2 separate regions of the Homo sapiens genome follow, and region 1 is linked to region 2. Evidence: read pairs that join two places in POLR2A ChIA-PET (ENCODE). Cell type or tissue: GM12878. All regions are shown on one strand. Links, peaks and the distances in the headings refer to the core of each region. The heading gives the core; the rest is flanking DNA. Region 1 overlaps RRBP1 (ribosome binding protein 1). Region 2 overlaps MGME1 (mitochondrial genome maintenance exonuclease 1).

The links. ChIA-PET counts read pairs that join two places held together with the same protein. Peaks named below come from ENCODE experiments on the same cell type or tissue, not always from the same donor. Only the 100,000 strongest peaks of a DNase experiment are listed, where the experiment ranks them.
Region 1: POLR2A ChIA-PET joins it to region 2 with 5 read pairs; 7 of 35 experiments call an interaction of 5 or more read pairs at or near these places.

Annotation. Positions count from the first base shown.
Region 1 is chr20:17,627,862-17,630,768 of GRCh38, forward strand. It overlaps RRBP1 (ribosome binding protein 1), which reads right to left. Exons shown (of 25, transcript NM_001365613.2): 9 at 1,962-2,100. Among named protein-coding and RNA genes, the nearest start is that of RRBP1, 53 kb to the right of the region's middle. In GM12878, for the core only: no CTCF peak of the experiment used is centred there; no DNase peak of the experiment used is centred there.
Region 2 is chr20:17,971,870-17,974,776 of GRCh38, forward strand. The region is part of intron 2 of MGME1 (mitochondrial genome maintenance exonuclease 1); the gene reads left to right. Among named protein-coding and RNA genes, the nearest start is that of MGME1, 4.3 kb to the left of the region's middle. In GM12878, for the core only: no CTCF peak of the experiment used is centred there; no DNase peak of the experiment used is centred there; H3K4me3 peaks cover 2,500 bases; H3K27ac peaks cover 2,500 bases.

The sequences.
Region 1 (2,907 bases), core at 144-2,643, 340 kb before region 2:
GAAGAAAGTGCCACTCTGGCATCACTTCTGAGAACCGTCAGGGTAGAATGCAATGCTCTCAGGACACTCATGAGAAAATGATAGAGAGTGGAAACGGACTCCAGCTGAGGCTTTTAAAGATTCATCTTCTAGAAGACTCTTTTTCTTACTGAGACCAGAAGTTCCTTAGAAAGTGGCTAGGTGGACCCCACTGCCACACCTCCCCCACCTCCCTGGCTGGGTCCCCCTCAACCCCCAAGACCTCTTCACAGTCGAGAAAGGCCAGGGGGTGACTCTTCTGCCCTGGGCCCCTTTCTCCCCTTGAGGTGTCCTCCTCCTCAGGTCACCTCAGACAGTCCCATGGGTCTAAGTGTCATCTTCGTGCCTCTGAGGCTGCACTCTCCCCAACCCCAGGCTCTGCCATCTGCCTCTTCTAAATGAAGCTCTAGTTAGACAACGCAAACCCAACATCCCGACCTCCCAGGACTCCTCATCTTCCTCCCTCGCCCACTGCCGAAGCCTACGAGCCCACACCCGCCATCTGTCAAGTTGCCCTCTTCACTAGCACCTCTGCGGCCACCTGGGCCCTGCCCTGTTGCCTTGGGCCTCAGCAACTGCAAGGCCTCATCCCTGGTCTCCATGGGCCACTCGTGCCCCTCTGGTCTGCTCTCCACCTGGTGTCAGTGTCCAGAAGCGCACATGAGACGACTTCATCTCCTGCCCCAAGCACTTCTGTCACACCTTCCACGGTGCCCAAGCTCCTCAGAGGGAGGGTGACCTGGCCCTGCCCCGCCACCAGCCTTCTCCTTCCAGCCACACTTGTTAGCCCATTTCTCACATAGGCCAAGTCAGTTCATTCCCACCTCCGGGCCCTGTGCTGGCCTCTGCCATGCATCCCCTCCTGCCTCAGAGAGTCTCCAGGACCACGCAATCTAAAGCCATGCCCAGCCCTCTGGAGCAGGGGCCGGGAAGCTGGGGCCGTGCCTCCCAACCTCCATTTTTCCAAGTGATATCAATGAAGCTTTCTTTGAACACAGCCAGGCCCCTCTGTTCACTCGGTGTTAATGGGCACTTTTGCCCACTGTGGCAGAGCTGAACAGTTGTGACAGAGACTGGCCAGAAGCATTCACCATCCATCCCCGACAGAAACAGTTCACCCGGTGTTAACGGGCACTTTTGCCCACTGTGGCAGAGCTGAGCAGTTGTGACAGAGACTGGCCAGAAGCATTCACCATCCATCCCTCACAGAAACAGTTGCCAACCCTGCCCTGAACACAGTCCCTGTGTAGAGGGCCCTGCTGTGCAATCCTGTCCTTGCAGGTGACTCTGTCGTGTAACCCCCAGTCCAGCCCAGCCCGGCACCCACGGCAGTGCTTGGCCTGGGGAGGGGCTCGGGAAGCGCCAGTGAGCCAAGGGCCACGGGCCTCTCACTGGCACCTTCAGCTCCCTTTCTCCAGGGGCTCTCGGCCCTCCATCCCTGTCACCCTTTCCATGATCGACTGCAGCAAGGGAACCACAGGCTTGTAAATCCTGCCTGGCCTTCTGGGCTGACTGAGCTGGGAGAGTAGAAAGGCCCAGAACACACATTTAGCTGAGACGCCTCAGGATCTCCCTGGTTCATCCACAGCCACTGCGGACCCAGGCTTGGGAGGGAAGCAGTGCCTTCCACCCCCATATGCCCTGCTCCCATGCACCAGGCCCTCACAGGCCTTGCCCCCCACTTCTAGCCCCTGTAGGTCCCATCCTCACAGCTCCATCCCCCCACCTCTGGACTGCGCCTATAGGCTGACTGCGCCCCCCGCCAGCCCCTGACTGGGCATAATCCCCTGCTCTTTGACTTTCTGAGGGGCAGTCAAGGGATCCGTGCTGCCCTCACCCAACAGGCCTAACCCACTGAGTTCTGGCACTGGCAGTGGGGCTGGGCCGGCATGCAGACCCAGCACCCTGCACTGAACCCCCGGCCCCACTGCCGCCGCCCTTACCGGCCATCTGCTGCTGTTGCTCCTGGGCCTTCTCGGCATCCGCCCGGAGGCTGGCGTGGCTGCTCTGCGTGTGGCACAGCTCCCGGCTGACCTCGTCCAGGCGCTTCTGCAGGGCCTCCTCACTCTCCCTGTGGGACGCCTGGGGACGGGCAGGGGAGTGGGGCAGTGAAGACGTGGAAGGACCAGGCCCTCAGCGGCTCTGCGGTGGAGGCGGACAGAGCTCTTTACCCCACCAAAGCCCCGTGCAGTCTCTGGTCCATGTGGGAAGGAAATGCATCCCTCGAGGCTCTAGAACCCGCACAGGCTTCACTTCGGCCAGAACCCTTTCATGGGGAGAAGGCAGCTGCCAGGGACCCACACTCACTTCCCAGTTCTTTTCTGAGTCCCTATTTTTACATTCTCAAGTGATTCATGAAGACATGGTTACTGCAAGAGTCCAAAGATACTGATTCAGAGTAAACTAGCGACATTTCCCAATCCAGTCCTCGATTCCTCTCCCAGGGGCGGACAGCTTGGTGGGTCTCCCACCTGCAGCTCCACATGTTACACACACACACGCACGGTGCACCACTGCGATCACGCTATAGGGCAGTGCTCTTAGTTCTTAATATTAGGTTGAACCACGTGAAATTGTCAGTGTTTGACCATTTTTACCTACAAAAATGGCAATTTCACATGCTTCAAAAGTATCTCAGAGACATTTCCTCACTCAGGACAGACAGGCCCACCACACCCTTGTTTAGGAGCCACACAGAGCTTCAGTGTTTGCCCAGTTCCCGGCTCAGTGTCAGGCAGGCTCTGGCAGTCCCAGTCGGTGCTCCACAGGACACCCTCATCCACCTGTAAAGGATTCCCACACACTGGGGCAGAAGTGCTGGCCAAGGCCTCCATTTAACCAGCCCTTTGGAGAACTCAGTTCTCCAAAAAGCCCGACCACTGATTATTC
Region 2 (2,907 bases), core at 192-2,691:
GGACCACAGGCGTGCACCACCATGCCTGGCTAATTTTTTTATTTTTTGTAGCGACAAGGGTCTCCCTATGTTGCCCAGGCTAGTCTCCAACTCCTGTCTTCAAGTGGTGCTCCCACCTCGGCCTCCCAGAATACTGAGACTACAGGTGTGACCCACTGTGCCCAGGCAGAATCACTCTTTTTAGAAAATAAGTATTAGTAAGCAGTGGGTTCTGAAATAAATAAAGGGACAATTAGTGTCATGGTGAATAAAAGAAAAAGGGCTCACTAAATTGATTAACGGGTCTGGAGGATACTGGATCCCAAACCCAAGAAGGTGGCACCCAAGAAGAATTACATTTTAAAAATTAAGAAGATTTTTTTAATGAAAAATATTGGATCAGTAATTTCTACCCAGTCTTCTCAAAGGTGAGAGCATAGAAATGTGTCTGGCATTCTTCCAAATACTTGAGCAGTTTCCCAAGCATCAGTTCATCTTTTGAAGACTGGTGGGAATGAGAAAGTCTGACTTATTCTGATTTATATTTTGTGTATAAATACACACAAAGGGATGGGGTTTAGGTTTTAATTTTTTTTTTTTTTTTTTTGCTACGCTGATTTAATCCTGAAGTATTAGCCATCCTGCCAGTTCCATCATGAGAATACTGGAGATGCATGAAGGTTTTTTTTAGTGCACTTCATATACGAGGACTTGAAAACATTTCACTTTCATTACTTTGAGTGAATAAGCAGACTTGATGCTACATGCAGTGAATATTCTTGGATCATTTTTTATTTTTATAAATTGAATCATGTTGAATGTTCTGAGCCTTAGTGTCTAAAGGATCCTGTAATCTAGGTTTTCATGTTTGTGATCATGTGTATATGAAGAACCTAGCCAGGGGTAAGTTTGCAGCGAGAAATGTATGGTCTATTGGCATGGCATTTGCTAAGTTTTTTTCTTCCTGTTTTTAACATGTTTGTCTTCTGCTTCATTAACCTAGTGTGTAGATGAATGCTATACACTTCTTTTTCCTAGGCTTTAATTCCATCAGTCATAAATTTCTTGTAGGTCTTTCACGTGTTAATAATTCCAATTGAGTCAAGTAAATTTGGAGTAGAATAACTTAGTTCCTAAGTTGAATTTCATTTAACTCTCCAAATAATTTTTCAGAAGGGATTCCATTTTTTGCTAATGATAGAATTGACATTTCCAGCTGGGCATAGTGGCTCATGCCTGTAATCCTAGCACTTTGGGAGGCCGAAGCAGGCGGATCACTTGAGGTCAGGAGTTCAAAACCAGCCTGGCCAAAATGGCGAAACCCCATCTCTACTAAAAATACAAAAAAATTAGCCGGGCGCAGCGATCACTTGTAATCCCAGCTACTACGGAGGCTGAGGCAGGAGAATCGCTTGAACCTGGGAGGTGGAGATTGCAGTGAGCCGAGATCATACCACTGCACTCCAGCCTGGAAAAAAAAAGAATTGACATTTCCATCTTTGTAAAAAATAGTTGAAGGCCGAGTGCAGTGGCTCATGCCTGTAATCCCAGCACTCTGGGAGACCAAGGTGGGACGATTGCTTGAGGCCAGGTGTTTAAGACCAGCCTAGGCAACGTAGAGAGATTGCATCTCTACAAAAAAAAAATTTTTTTGAATTAGCCAGGCGTGGTGGCACATGCCTGTAGAGGAAGCTGAGACAGGAGGATTGCTTAAGGCCAGGTGTTCAAGGTTACAGTGAGCAATGATCGAGCCAGTACACTCCATCCTGGGTGACAAGTAAGACCCTGTCTCAAAAAAAAAAAAACTTGACAAATGTAAAGTTGTTTTCCGCCTTTTCTGTGGGTCTCTCTGCAAGCATGTTCCAAGCACGTGTATTTCCTGCTCTGTTTCTCTGAGTATCTAATTGGTGATTTCCAAGATTGCTTCCTTTGCTCTACTGTGTGGTAGATTGGAAACAGATTCTGGTGCCAGGCTGCCTGTCCAGCTTTTTGCTTTGGGGCAAATTAACAGCACTGCCTGGTGGGATAGGGCCTCATTCATTAAAATGGGGGTAACTTACAATCCCTATTTTGCTGGGTTGTTGGGTTTGAAAATTAAATAATGTTTTGAAAGCTCCAAGGCCATTGCTTAGCATAACAGTCCCCCCTCTTTCTCTCCTCTTACTAAGAAACAAGTGAATATATTTCTTGTGTTTGTTGAGTCTCTTTGTGTGTTTTTTTTTTTTTTTTTTTTTTTGAGATTGTCTTGCTCTGTCACCCAGGCTGGAGTGCAGTGGCATGATCTTGGCTCACTGCAACCTCTGCCTCCTGGGTTCAAGCAATTCTCCTGCCTCAGCCTCCAGAGTAGCTGGAATTACAGGCATGCGCCACCACACCTGGCTAATTTTTGTATTTTGAGTAGAGACTGGGTTTTACCATGTTGGCCAGGCTGGTCTTGAACTCCTGACCTCAGGTAATCCGCCTGCCTTGGCTGCCCAAAGTGCTGGGATTATAGGCATAAGCCACCATGCCCGGCCATGTTCCCTTTTTTAAAATGTGTATGAGGAGGGGGCTTACTATGCAAGCGCTTGGAGGCCAACGAGCACTGAAAATGAGGAGAGAGTTCAAAAATCAAGTTAGATCCTGGGATACGCCAACAAATCCAGACACTACAGTTCTTTCGGAGAAACCTGGGGACGAAAAGTAAGGCTTTGACCTCAGAAAATGAACATACAGGAAAAATAATGTGTCCTAATGTGTCCTAATGAAATTTCTCTAGTATTCACATGTTATAAAATGTTAGGAAGAAAGAAGATGTGTCCTCCTACAAGCCATAAATCAGAATTCTAATAATCTAAAGCTAATTAGAAAAATATTACATGTTAAATATTAAATATTAGAATAGAAAAATGTATGAGGGAAAAAAATTGAGACACAGCTGAATTTTTC